3 separate regions of the Homo sapiens genome follow, and all the other regions are linked to region 1. Evidence: chromatin contacts called from ENCODE Hi-C or POLR2A ChIA-PET data. All regions are on one chromosome and are shown on one strand. The core of a region is the stretch at or near the end of the contact, and the rest is flanking DNA. Distances in the headings are between cores, read along the strand shown.

Evidence for each region. Hi-C counts contacts between places; a loop is a spot of excess contacts on that map. ChIA-PET counts read pairs that join two places held with the same protein, here RNA polymerase II (POLR2A). Pooled maps may share reads with other maps.
Region 2: a pooled map shows a loop between it and region 1 (2.1-fold over the local background). The contact joins two enhancer-like sites. A Hi-C loop is called at or near these places in 1 of 168 maps with a recorded cell type or tissue (ovary) and 1 of 50 pooled maps. POLR2A ChIA-PET finds 5 or more read pairs at or near these places in 2 of 52 experiments (HEK293T and MCF 10A).
Region 3: a loop to region 1 is called in a map of endothelial cell of hepatic sinusoid, with 8 times the contacts of the local background. The contact joins two enhancer-like sites. A Hi-C loop is called at or near these places in 3 of 168 maps with a recorded cell type or tissue (body of pancreas, endothelial cell of hepatic sinusoid and mammary epithelial cell), 3 of 37 single-sample maps with no recorded cell type and 2 of 50 pooled maps. POLR2A ChIA-PET finds 5 or more read pairs at or near these places in 10 of 52 experiments (CD4-positive, alpha-beta T cell, GM12878, HEK293T and 5 more).

What each region holds. Positions count from the first base shown.
Region 1 is chr1:116,949,385-116,953,506 of GRCh38, reverse strand. PTGFRN (prostaglandin F2 receptor inhibitor) reads right to left here. Exons shown (of 9, transcript NM_020440.4): 4 at 3,935-4,122. Among named protein-coding and RNA genes, the nearest start is that of PTGFRN, 42 kb to the right of the region's middle. Within about 2 kb of position 1,751, at least 5 of the 41 ENCODE cell types and tissues checked have a DNase peak (open chromatin) inside an H3K27ac peak, as active enhancers do.
Region 2 is chr1:116,852,993-116,857,114 of GRCh38, reverse strand. No RefSeq gene overlaps it. Among named protein-coding and RNA genes, the nearest start is that of PTGFRN, 55 kb to the left of the region's middle. Within about 2 kb of position 1,779, at least 13 of the 41 ENCODE cell types and tissues checked have a DNase peak (open chromatin) inside an H3K27ac peak, as active enhancers do.
Region 3 is chr1:117,049,634-117,053,755 of GRCh38, reverse strand. It overlaps CD101-AS1 (CD101 antisense RNA 1), which reads left to right. Exons shown (of 4, transcript NR_110786.1): 2 at 3,422-3,589. Among named protein-coding and RNA genes, the nearest start is that of CD101-AS1, 7.8 kb to the left of the region's middle. RefSeq lists an enhancer at 1,682-1,771. Within about 2 kb of position 2,140, at least 15 of the 41 ENCODE cell types and tissues checked have a DNase peak (open chromatin) inside an H3K27ac peak, as active enhancers do.

The DNA.
Region 1 (4,122 bases), core at 502-3,001:
CCAGGAAACCAAAACTTACTTGGAAATGTTCATCGACACACCCGAGGCAACATACCTAGAAGGAGGACTAACACATGTCTCCTGACTCCAACACTTGGCCACGTGCACTTCTGCCTTCCAGAATAATCTTGGACAGACAGCTGATATTAGTTATCCTTAAAAAACCTACAGGTCTAAATCTTATCGCCTATAAATGGCCCAGAACTCTAAAGTTTCTACCAAGTACTTAGCAGATTAACAGCTCTTTTAAATAAAATAATTACCTTCCTTGCTGGCACACTGCTGAAGAGGGGCCAGTCCTTCAGTGGGGAAGAATGCAAATCAGGTTCTTAAGACTGAACAGCAGAACTCAACTCTGCCTCCTCCAGCTCTTATATCCAAAGCCTGTGGAACCCCTTCCAATTAACGCCACAGAAGTCTGGTACTTCGGGCAGAGTTCAACCATGAACTGATTAGTATCCAACTCTTGCCAAAGGCTCATTTAAGACATCTGATAGCAGAAGGAGATGGCTTAATGTGCAGATTAACTAGCCATTCTGCTAGGTTCTCTGTTTTAGACATATACTAAATTGGATCAACACAAAGCATCATTTGTCCCCCATAGTAATTGAGCTTCTTACAGAAACCCTTCACACACTTAAGATTTATGTCCTCAGCTTTTATAGAGGGTGGATATAAGAAACATCCATTTAAACCATCATTTAGGGCCTTTTGTAAAAGAACAGTTGAAAGCCCTGTCTATTATCTTTTCCAATGCCCCAAAATGAAAAAGCACATGATAAATTCAATGCCAAGAGAAAGTTTGTCTTGCTGAAAGAGTTAATGTTTTCCTTCCTCAGAGGAGAACTGTATAATCACATCTTTTTTTTTGTCTCAACTCTTCAGAACTTCAGAGGCAAATTCAGTGCTCAAATATAATAACTAATTCATACCAACCACCTTGCAATATCTATTCTTCTTTTACCCTTTTGATCTTGATTTTATGTCTCCTGCTTTAAACTGTACCTCATTTTGCAAGCCAACTTAAATCTTTTTTTTCTTTCCCTTTAAAGTAGGACATACATTCTAAGTAAAAGAGGTTTTTTCTCAACATCTAAAACATTATCATGATCCTCTCAGTGGCTGCAAGTGCTCTGGACTTGCCAGGCCCATTCATGTCATTGCCCCGTCTTCCTGCTTAGCACAGTGGAACTCTAGAAGACCCCAATCAGCTTCAATCCCCTCACCTAGCTCAGTACACAAGCCCCAAGCAAATGAAGACAAGAACTACCCAGCTCTTAGGACTATGCTCTGGAGTTTCAGGAATGAAGCTGAGTCCCAAGGCCAAAAATATTTTCACATTGAACATTTAATGCATATAAGGTCCTTAGTCCAGTGCCTGGCACACAGTAGATGCTCAATAAATGGTAATTATTCATTTTAATCTGTCAAGTGGCAAAACTGAGTTTTGCATTTTACCTGTGTAGCAAACCAACTCTCTCGAAAACTTTTCTGTGACAACATTCCAGAGTTACATGACCTAAGACCACCTATATCAACAGAGTGCTTGTCAGGTTGTCTGTCTATCTTTTTTGGTCACTTCTCGGTTACCTTATATTGGTCCCAAGTTGTATGTGGTATGGTATCCGTACGCATATACATGCACATTACATATCTAGAGACAACCATGGAGTGTCAGGCCAGGCTCACTGGCTTCTGGACAGAGTCCAGCGGGGAAGTCTTTGAGAAGGGTCTGCTGCTATGCTCATGCCCTACCCGCTCCTGACAAGTGTCCAAGCAGCTGTAATGGTCTGAGTCATAGGCACAGGGAAGGAGGAGAAGTCTTAAGAGGAAGAAAAAAAAAAGAATGCAATTGTTTTTCATACTACTCGCTCTTTCGTTAGGTTTACTCAGGGGCAAATATCTCTGAATATCCTAGGAGTTGAACATTACTGCTTTCTTAGCAATTCTAGCTTTCCTATGCACATATTTTAACAAAATCCATGTGTGGGTACTGGTTTATTTACCCGTTCAGCTAATATTTATTGAGTGCTTATTACATGCAAAGCAGCAGGGAAGGTGCAGGTTCTGTATCTGTTAGCATCAGTCAGGAAAAGCACACTGATGACTTTCACAATGGTAGTAGCACTCCAAAGGAAAACAAATGACGGGATCCTTTGGATAGTAACTGAGCCTTTTCCACAATTTAGTCTCTTTATTTCTTTTCACTCTCTGGAGAACACAGCTACCAACAAATCCCTTCCAGTTAAAGGAGCCCATTCCTCCTAGAGCTCCGCTCCTGTTGTCTGACAGTCCCTGCATCTCCCCCCGGGTATGCCGGGATCAATGCACACGTACTTCAAAGAAGCCTCAAATTGGAGTGCAAGCAGCACTTTCAATTAAAAAAAAAAAAGTCCTCGAGTTGGGATTCAGAAGCTGAAGGGGGAGCGGGTACGGAGAGCCAGTGCTGGGATTTGACAGCACCATACAATACACTAAGGATCAGAGCTGTGAGACAAATTCAGCTCCAGAGATGAAAAATCTTCTTTTGGTGCTGACAACATCTGTTTTATTTTGAAGGTTGCTAAGGAGAGTTCTAGCTGGGCCAACATTGTTCCAGTTCAGTACTTCATAGTGACTCTCTTGCATGGGGTTCAGACGGCAGGAATAAAAAGCTTGCCAGATAAACCCCGCTTCTTTTACTTTTCAGATATCAAAGGATTACTTTGCTAACAGGGCTGATGAACACCCTGCCTCGTCTCCATCGGAATCGGATTGTCCCTTCCGCTTACTCTCATTGCTCTTCTTCTCCCTGCCCCCTCTGTCTCCACTGGCCAACTCCCCATCTTTGCCAAATAAAGGCTTACTGGGGAGGAAAAAAAAAAGGAGAGCGAATATGCCACTAACCCAAGAGAAGATTTCCATGCAGAGATAAGGAATAGATAAGTATGAGTTGGAGGTCATAGCAGAAGAATCAGACAAAGGAGGAAATGGTTTCCTGGCCTTTAAAGATCTGTTTTGCCTGCTAATAATCAGAGCAATGCCAAATGCCTTTATCAGGGCTCAGGCACTCACGGACAGTAGAGAGATCAAAACAGGGGGGAATGTGATGAAAGGCCTGTCCCATCTCTGTAATAATGGAGGTGGGGAGCGAAGCTTTCCACACCCAGCTTGACCCCATCCCTCCTTTGATTACTTGCAATTACAAGACATAACAAAAATTAGGAAAAGTTAGTGTACATTTTGCCCAGAGGGCAAACATTTAGGGAAAAAAGAGGTAGGGGAAAAGGAGCTTAGTATAAAGTAAGAGGACATGCCAAAGATCTCCACATATACGGCAGGTTGTTATAAAATGGGTGGCAAGGTGCTCAACACTTGAGAGCTACTCTGCTCCTCCACTGGGGAAATTACACCTGGGGTGAGAGCGTCCACAAAACAAGCCTATAGAAGCAGGCGGGCCCTTTAGTTGTAAGTGGTATATACAGATATATTGTGGGATTCCAGGGCGTGACGTGAAAAAAAAAATGCTTTCTAATAACTGAAGGAATTATCTTTCTGCATTGGGCTTTGGAAAAGCACCAGCTCCTGCCAGGGAGCACCTAGGAGTCTAAGAGAAACAAAGGAAGAATGGCAGTGTTCTCCCTCCAACAAAGATTCATTTCAAAGAGCCATTCAGCAGTGCCCTGACCCTGCAAATGTCGACAACAAAAGGAAACTATATACTCTCAAATGAGGGTATTGAGACAACTGAGGCCACATTATCTAAACATTTCCCTTGTCTGCCAGATTCTATTTCATCCCCAGCTTGGGATCTATCTGGGCCAAAGTATGCATGAACCAATAGAAATAATGTCGAAGTCATGCAAAGCGCAGAGCCTCCTGAGATAACTCCTTCAGATAACTCCGAGGAGGGGTTAAGCTGAAGAGGTTAAGAGTCATTCTCCAAACCACTCACCTAGCCAGGTCACACCCACACCAGCTGGGGAAGACACGGCCTCTGCCACTTTGTGCCAGCTCCTGTTGTGTCCGGGTGCCCACAGGGACACGTGGCAGTAATAGTAGCCAGAGTTTTCTTTGCTAACATCCCGAACCAGTAAATGGTAGGAGCGTGCATCCACATGACTCAAAGCAACATGAGGCGAG
Region 2 (4,122 bases), core at 530-3,029, 96 kb after region 1:
AGGTTCAGATAATAAGGAGTGCATTAGTCTGTACAGGGTTTTAAAATAATAATAAAACTGGCCAGGTGTGGTGGCTCATGCCTGTAATCCCAGCACTTTGGGAGGCCAAGGTGGGCAGATCCCCTGAGGTCAGGAGTTTAAGACCAGCCTGCCCAACATGGTGAAACCCTGTCTCTACAAAAAAAAAAAAAAAAAAAAAAATTATCCGGGCATGATGGGGGGTGCCTGTAATCCCAGCTACTGAGGAGGCCGAGGCGGGAGAATTGCTTGAACCTGGGAGGTGGAGGTTGCAGTGAGCCGCGATCGCGCCATTGTACTTCAGCGTGGGCGACAGAGCGAGACTCTGTCTCAAAATAAATAAATAAAATAATAATAATAATAAAACCAACTAAATGCCATCTGGTTTGTATAATCACATGAGCCGTGGCAATTCCGAACAATGTAAGTGACAAAATGCTCCTCCCAGCCAAGGGCTAACTCTTCTACCCTTGGAATGCTGCTTGTTGAAAGAGAACCATCTTAGTAGATTCTGAGCTTTTTTCAGCTTTGAATTCCCAGAATGTGCTATGTGTCGGATATAATAGATGCTCAAGAAACATTAAGTTGAAAATAACAAAATTGAGCTCAGATATATCCTCAGCCCTTTAAAATCTGGGCTGGAGATCCCCAAAAGTCTTTGTCATCTCTCACAAAGTCTGGTGTCATCTCTCACAAGAAAACTTGCAGCCACACAGGCCCCCTCTGTTAAAACACAGGAAAACTGAGGTAGCTGCCCAAGAAATGTAGGCAAAGTTGGAGCTTTGCTGGAATGCTACAGACTTGATTTTTCACTCTGCACTTGCAGTGGTTACCAGGCATGCCACCAAGTGATTTTATTTACACATTTTATTTCCTTTTTTGGAAAACCATTACAAATCCCCTCAGAATTCAGAATATTAAAGCATCTATTAGTTCTAGTTGGGCTTGGGAAGCTGAGTGCTTAGAAAATACTCCTCCTACTGCACAGGCACCCTCCACACTCTCAAATTACCCAAACCAGCTCATAATTGGGACCAGCTGGCAGGAGGAGAGAGGGAGGCCCCTGCGCTGAGCTTGGAATCATGTTACAAATTTCATCCCTAGAAAGAGGCTAGCCTTCACCCATTAAGGGTTAAGATGTGGGAAGTCAAAGGAATAGTGCTTAGGAGCTGGAATTTAAATTGGCTAAATAGAACCTGAAAATGAAGTGTTCACATTAGCAATGGTAGCTCCTTGCTTTGTCTAGAACGAAGTATGTATGGAATAACTGAGTGGACTGCACAGGGCTACAGCATCAGCCGGATTTTGCTTTATTGTTTGTCTTTCCAAAACTGGCATAACTGACCTGCATCCCACTCAATATCTTTCCTTTCCCCAAAATTATTCCACTTAGTTTGGGAGCACAGACTTCCCTATCTGTGCACCAGGAAAGGGCAGGTTTAAAATGAGTAGTGTCTGTGACACCTGGTGCTCTCTCATTGCCAGTATTTCTCGAGATCCACTTTCTCCTGCATTCATGCTAGATCTTCTAGGCACTGAAGCTTGTGCCCCCGCCCTGCTTTGGTCTGAGCCAGAACAACAGCTCTGCTCTTGGAGAGCAACTCATGAGGCCAGCCCTCCCAGCCTTGGCCGTGGGCTTCCCAGCCTGGATAGGGAATCTGGAGGAAATGAAACAAGCCCTCAGAGCCAGTGAACCATTATTCAGGAGAGCCTGGGCGCAGTGGTAGCTGTTAGTGGCTGGTGACCGTGGTGCTGGTGGCACTGTCCCAGACATGTGGTTTTCAGTGGTGTGACCTTGGCTGTCTTTTCTGGTGCCAACACCCTTGGTTTTTGCCTGTTTACTGAGCCAGATTCTCCAGGCTTCCTGTGGATTCTGTGAACTACTTGATTGCTCTGCAATAAATATTTTCTGCTTAACAGAGTCGATTTCTGGTGTCAGAAACCAAGAACTCTGACTGGTACAGCATCTGTCCCTGCAAGATTCAGGAAACCAAGTCCAGTGCTCAAGAGGGAGAAGAGATTAAAGAAAACAGAAGTAGAATATAGAAAGGAAATAAAAAAGCAGAAAAAGGGTGCAGCATTGTGGAAGCGTGGGGAGAAGGAAGGAGTGTGGGGGAAGAAAGTAGAGGAATTGGCAGGTGAGACAGAGCAGCCTGGAAGGGGTCATTCACCTTGTTAATGCTTGTAATAGGAGCCCTGAAGAAAACTGCCAAAGTGGCCTCCCTGAGGTATTTCTGCATTTCTGTTTCTGGTGGACAACGTGGTTTAAATGATTTTATGTGGCTGTTTCAGGAACAACAGATCCTTGATTTGGGCTTGCTTTTGGAAATAAATGAAGGTGTTAGCTTTTACTTTTTGCATTTATCAAATGTGCTGCGTGCTTGGAAGCGCACAGATATACGGACATGCATATGCATAGTGTGATATGATAAATCTATGCACGAGAAATGTGGGTCTTGGGCTAGTTATGTAGGTGGGGGAATTTTATGTAACAAGCCTATTCAATATCTCAAAGGGAAAATGTTACTTACTGTGCCACATTAGCATATCATTTGTTTTATTGGGAAGGCAGAATGAAAAATATTTGACAATTAATAGAAATCATAGGAAAAATTATGATTAAGTGCCATCTGCTGGCTTCTGTAAGTTTTATTTTTACGCAGCCTCAAGCCTGTCCTCATAATTATTGAATGTCTCTCTTTTGCTGAGGATAAAATTGCTTGTTCCATATTTGGCCTATTAATGAGTGCTGCATTTTATGTGTGTGTGTGTGTGTGTGTGTGTATGTACATGTGTGTGAATGGAACTACTTTGGGAGAGCAAATTCACCTTACAGAAATCCATTTTCTTCTAAATTCTGATTTGAGAGAGTAGACTGGGGTTTATTTTAAAATTCTGTTTTCGTAGCAGATTGCAAAAGCTCTGTGTGCTTAGCATGTGTATGGAAGGGGGAAGGTAGGGGGATGGTGCTTTGAAAGTGACTTCTCTCTTTGGTTTCAATCCTCTCCTCTGAGAGTGTATACGGTTTGCATCTCAAAAGCTCTGTCTAGCTTATGGCAGGTGAGGAATTTCCACGTCTCATTTTGATGACATTGCAACAAGGGAGCCTCTGATCACTCAGAAGTTGGTGGGGGTGGGGAAAAAGAAAAAACAGGTTCCATGTGGACATGTTTGACCCCTTCCTCTGCGTCTAGCTCTGGAGCTCAGACTGGAACTGCTCAGCAGGAAACAGGTCTTGCTGCTAGTAAATTACCATGACTGTGTTTACATGGTGAGTCAACAGGCATAGGTCAGCTCTCCTTCTCTCCAAGCAGTCCCTTGAGCTGATGATTTATCTGGGTAAATCACATTCCAAATCAATTTTATTTTTGGCTGTGATTAATGAAATTGGTTTTCAATAGTTCCCAGATAATGATAATAGTTACCATTTAGTAAGTGCCTGTGACATACTAGAAACTATGATAGACTATTTCAAAATTTTTTCTTAGCACTGATTTATTTATGTGTGAAATCTCTCTTTGAATTTCAACATCTAGTGTTAAGTAAGTGTCCCTTTTATTATTTTAATGTTACATTTGATACATAAAAAGAATATAGGTCACATATATGTGTTATAAAGGGTAATAATAAAATGAGTAAAACGAACTGTGGTAGCTTTGTTTCATCACCAGTTCTGTTGCATTGTGGTAGATTCTTTGCGTGCGTTTGTTCCATTTTTCACACTCTTATGAGATAGATGTTATTCTTCCTATTTTAAAAATTAGTAAATTGAGGCTCAGAAAGATAAAGCAACTTCTCAATCTCACCCAGCCAGTAGGCAGGAGAAGTACTGTGGCCGACCTTATCAGAACTCAGCAATATTTGTTTCCCCTTCCTTCGCTGAGGGCAAGGTAGAATTTTCTACCTTACAGTGATGTGGGCCATGTGGCTAGCTAGCTCTGCCCATGCTTGTGTGAATGTGTCACCCCTAGGCTGAGGCAGCATAACATTCCTGAGAGACTCTGCAGCCTCCCTCCTCCCTGCTGGGACAGACTCCATTAGTGCTCTGCTCACATCCCCTTGGTGCTCACAGTTTGTGTTCACGTCAATGGCTTCTTACTGCAG
Region 3 (4,122 bases), core at 891-3,390, 100 kb before region 1:
TAGTTCATATGGTTAGTTTGTTTAACTTTTTAAGAAATTGCCAAACCACTTTCCAAAGTGGCTATACCATTTTATATTTCCACCAGCAACGTATGAGGGTTCCCAGTTCTTCATGTCCTCAACAATGCTTGTTATTGCGTGCCTTTTTTAGTAGGTATGAAGTGGTATCTGACTTTTGTTTGAATTTTGATTTTTCTATTGATGTGGCACTCTTTTTCGTGTGCTTTTTAGCCATCATCTTCCTCTTTTTAAATGGTCTTGAAAGTCTTTTTCCTTTAACGTTTGTATGGAACTTAAACCTAAGTTAAAATGACATTAATTGTTATTAATACAAAGACATAAAAAGACATAGTAATCATTTGTATAATGTTAAGTAACAAACATTATACAATGTACTATGTACTATGAGTATAGTCATGTCAATTTGTTTTTTTTTTTTTTTTTGGAGACAGGGTCTCACTCAGCCCCTCAGGCTGGAAGTGGTGCAGTCTCAGCTCACTGCAGCCTTGTTCTCCCAGGCTCCAGTGATCTTCCCATTCCAGCCTCCCGAGTAACTGGGACTACCAGAGCACACCACCACAGCTGGCTAATTTTTGTATTTTTTGTAGAGACAGGGTTTCACCATGTTGCCCAGGCTGGTCTCAAACTCCTGAGCTCAAGCAGTCTGCCGCGTTGGCCTCCCAAAGGGCTGGGATCATGTGTACACCATCACACCTGGCATCAAAACTATTAACTTTCAAGACTATATGCTGTATGATTCCATTTATATACCTCTGGGAGGTTGGGTTGGGAGATTGGTGCAGTTTTTATTTTCTACAACTAGCATGTATTGCTCTGTTACGATTTTTAAAATCCAATAAAGATATTGAAAGCAGTCACATAGAAAACAATAACAAAGAGGATGTACCAAAATAATAATAACAATGCTTATTTAAGATGGTAGGATTATTGGTGTTTTTTTCTTTTTTTCTCCCATTGTTTTATATGGCATATAATGTTATTATACTGTCAGCAGTAGAGCAGTCATAGGCCCCACGTCTCTGTACCTTCATCAGAACACCTCTTAAACTTGCCTAGTTCTCATCTTAGCTATTCAATCCTAACTTTCCTCTAATTAATCCTTTCTTTCTTATTCATGTCCTCCTACCCATTTTTTTGGTATCTAATTCAAGTTTTATACCAAGCTGTTTTTTCCCTCTTCCCCCTAACCCTATACCAGTTATTCTGCTTAATTCTAACCTTCTCCTCAACCCTCACTGCTCATTTGTTCCCTAAAACCTTCGCTGCTTTACACATTCAAGATAACCTAGAACCTGAAGACCTCCAGTGGCTATGTACTTGTTTTCTGGTGGCCATCCTGAGTTGTATTTCTTTTTTTTTTCCTTGTTTTTTGAGACAGAGTCTCACTCTGTCGCCCAGGCTGGAGTGCAGTGACATGATCTCGGTTCACTACAATCTTCGCCTCCCGGGCTCAAGCAGTTCTCCTGCCTCAGCCTCCCGAGTAGCTGAGATTACAGGCGCATGCCACTATGCCCAGCTAATTTTTGTATTTTTAGTAGAGACGGGGCTTCAACATGTTAGCTAGGTTGGTCTCGAACTCCTGGCCTCAAGTGATTGCCCACCTTGGCCTCCCAGCGTGTTGGGACTACAGGCGTGAGCCACTGCACCCGGCCTCTTGTTTGTTTTGTTTTCTGTTTTCTTTTTGTTTCTGAGTTGCATTTTTTCTGGAAAGCAACAAATGGCACTAAGGTGGATTCCAGGTTCTCAAGCTGAGCGTAAACAATACTACCCAATGCTCTGAAGACTTTTGCCATGAAGTTTTTAAGCCTCCTTGGATGCTGGGATCTTAGTAGCTGAGAAAACTCTGGCAGAGTTCTTCCTGGTTCTCCCTCCTTTTCCTTTCTGAGTTAACCTGGGAGCCAGAGCAGAGCAGCCTCTGGTTTTTGCTGCTATTTTTTAGTACTAAAATGGCCTTAAAGAACTCATCAACCTTTTAAAACATGAGTCAGGTTCTGTTACTTTGCCTATAACTCTTCAGTGACTTTCTGTTAAACTTAGAGAAAAAGGTTAAGTCATCCTTTTGGTTCCTACGGGCGCTGCACGGTTTGGCCCTTCCTGCTTTCACTCTCACAGACAGCCACGCCACTCCTCACCCATTATATTGCAGCCGCCCTAACCTGTTTTCTGTTCCTCAGTGTGCCAAGCTTTGTATTACCCTAAGGCCTGCATTCATATTGTGCTTTCTGCCTGGAATGCTTTCCTCAGTTCTTTAAAAACTTAGCCCTTCATCCTGTAGGTCTCAGCAAGCACCATCTCAGTGAGACTTGCCCTGACTACTTTATCTACAAAGGTTCTTCCTTGTTCTCTCTCAGTATCCGGTTTGCTTTCCACATAACATTTATTTCAGAGTTGTCTGTTGACTTGTTTATCGTCTGTCTTCTCCATGGACTATATGTGTAATTGCCAAGAAAGCAGGGACTTATTTCTGTTTGGCTCACTAATCACTGTATACACAGCATGTAAACATTCCATAAGTATCTGTTAAATGGAATGGATGAAATCATAGGGTAGAAGGAACCCTAAAGCCACCTAATGCATCCTCCCAAATCCCTTCCACAGCATCCCTAATGGATTCAGCATAGAAACTTCTGGTTATAGCAAGTTCTGTTTGGGTGTGTCGAAATGTTAGTTAATTCTAATGCATATTGAGCAGAAATCTTTCTGTCTGAAACTTCCACTTTCTTGTCATGTGGAATTAAACAAAATACACCTGATCCATTTTTACATCACTTTAAAATATATGAATATGACTATTTCATCCTCTCTGCACTTCACATGCATTCTCTTTGCCCAGAGAAACTTGTCCAACTGCATCAATTACTTTTCTCCCTCCGACACCCCCTCACCAGTATTTTGCTTTTTCTTTTTTGAGACAGAGTCTCACTCTTTTGCCCAGGCTGGAGTGCAGTGGCACGATCTCAGCTCACTGCAACCTCTGCCTCCTGGGTTCAAGCGATTCTCCTGCCTCAGCCTCCCGAGTAGCTGGAATTACAGGCACATGCCACCACACCTGGCTAATTTTTGTATTTTTAGTAGAGATGGGGTTTCGCCAGTATTTTTTGATGAATGTATGCTTAATTTGAGGCATCCCAAAGAAAATTCAATATGAAAAATGCCGTGGGATAATTATCTCCTTTATTTTGGATATGACCATTTTATATATGAAATGGAAAACTCTAAATCTTTTTCTCTGTTTTTTCAATAAGTATGTTATGCTAATAATATATATCAAGTGTGCAATCAACCAAAACACTGTTTTCATTTTTCATGCGTGAGCTCATCTCCCCTATCTGGTGCATCTAATTGCCTAAACTTAACTATGGATTCTATATTTCATGTTAATTTTGATTCATTATTCTAGGTTATCCAGATCTCTTTGAATCTTGTTCCTGTCAACTGACTTATTAGTGCCATCTCCTAATTCTGTGTCAACTTGACAAGCCTGCTGTCTTTCCCTTCATCCAAGTTGCCAATAAAAATGCTCAACAAGGCAGAGTGCTTTAGCAAGACCTGGAGAGATCTCCTACAGGTAAACACGTTGCCATGGTCTTTACACCTTGGGTATGATCATTCACCCAAGCATGGAGTCACATAGTGTCCACGTTGTTCCTCTTGTTCAAAGGCCTTGCTGCAGTTCATGCATGCGGAATCTATAGCTGTCCCATGACTTACCAGCCTAGCAGAAAGCAGCACATCAGAAAAGGAAGTGAGTTTAACTTGGCATGTCATTTTCTTTCTTTCTTTTCTTTTTTTTTTTTGAGACAGAATCTCGCTCTGTCACCCAGGCTGGAGTGCAATGGCACCATCTCGGCTCACTGCAACCTCTGCCTCCTGGGTTCAAGCGATTCTCCCGCCTCAGCCTCCTGAGTAGCTGGGATTACAAGCGTGCGTCACCACTCCCGGTCAATTTTTGTATTTTTAGTAGAGATGGGGTTTCACTGTGTTGGCCAGGCTGGTCTCGAACTCCTGACCTCAGGTGATTCGCCCGCCTCGGCCTCCCAAAGTGCTGGGATTACAGGCGTGAGCCACCGCGCCTAGCATGGCATGGCATTTTCTTGGTGA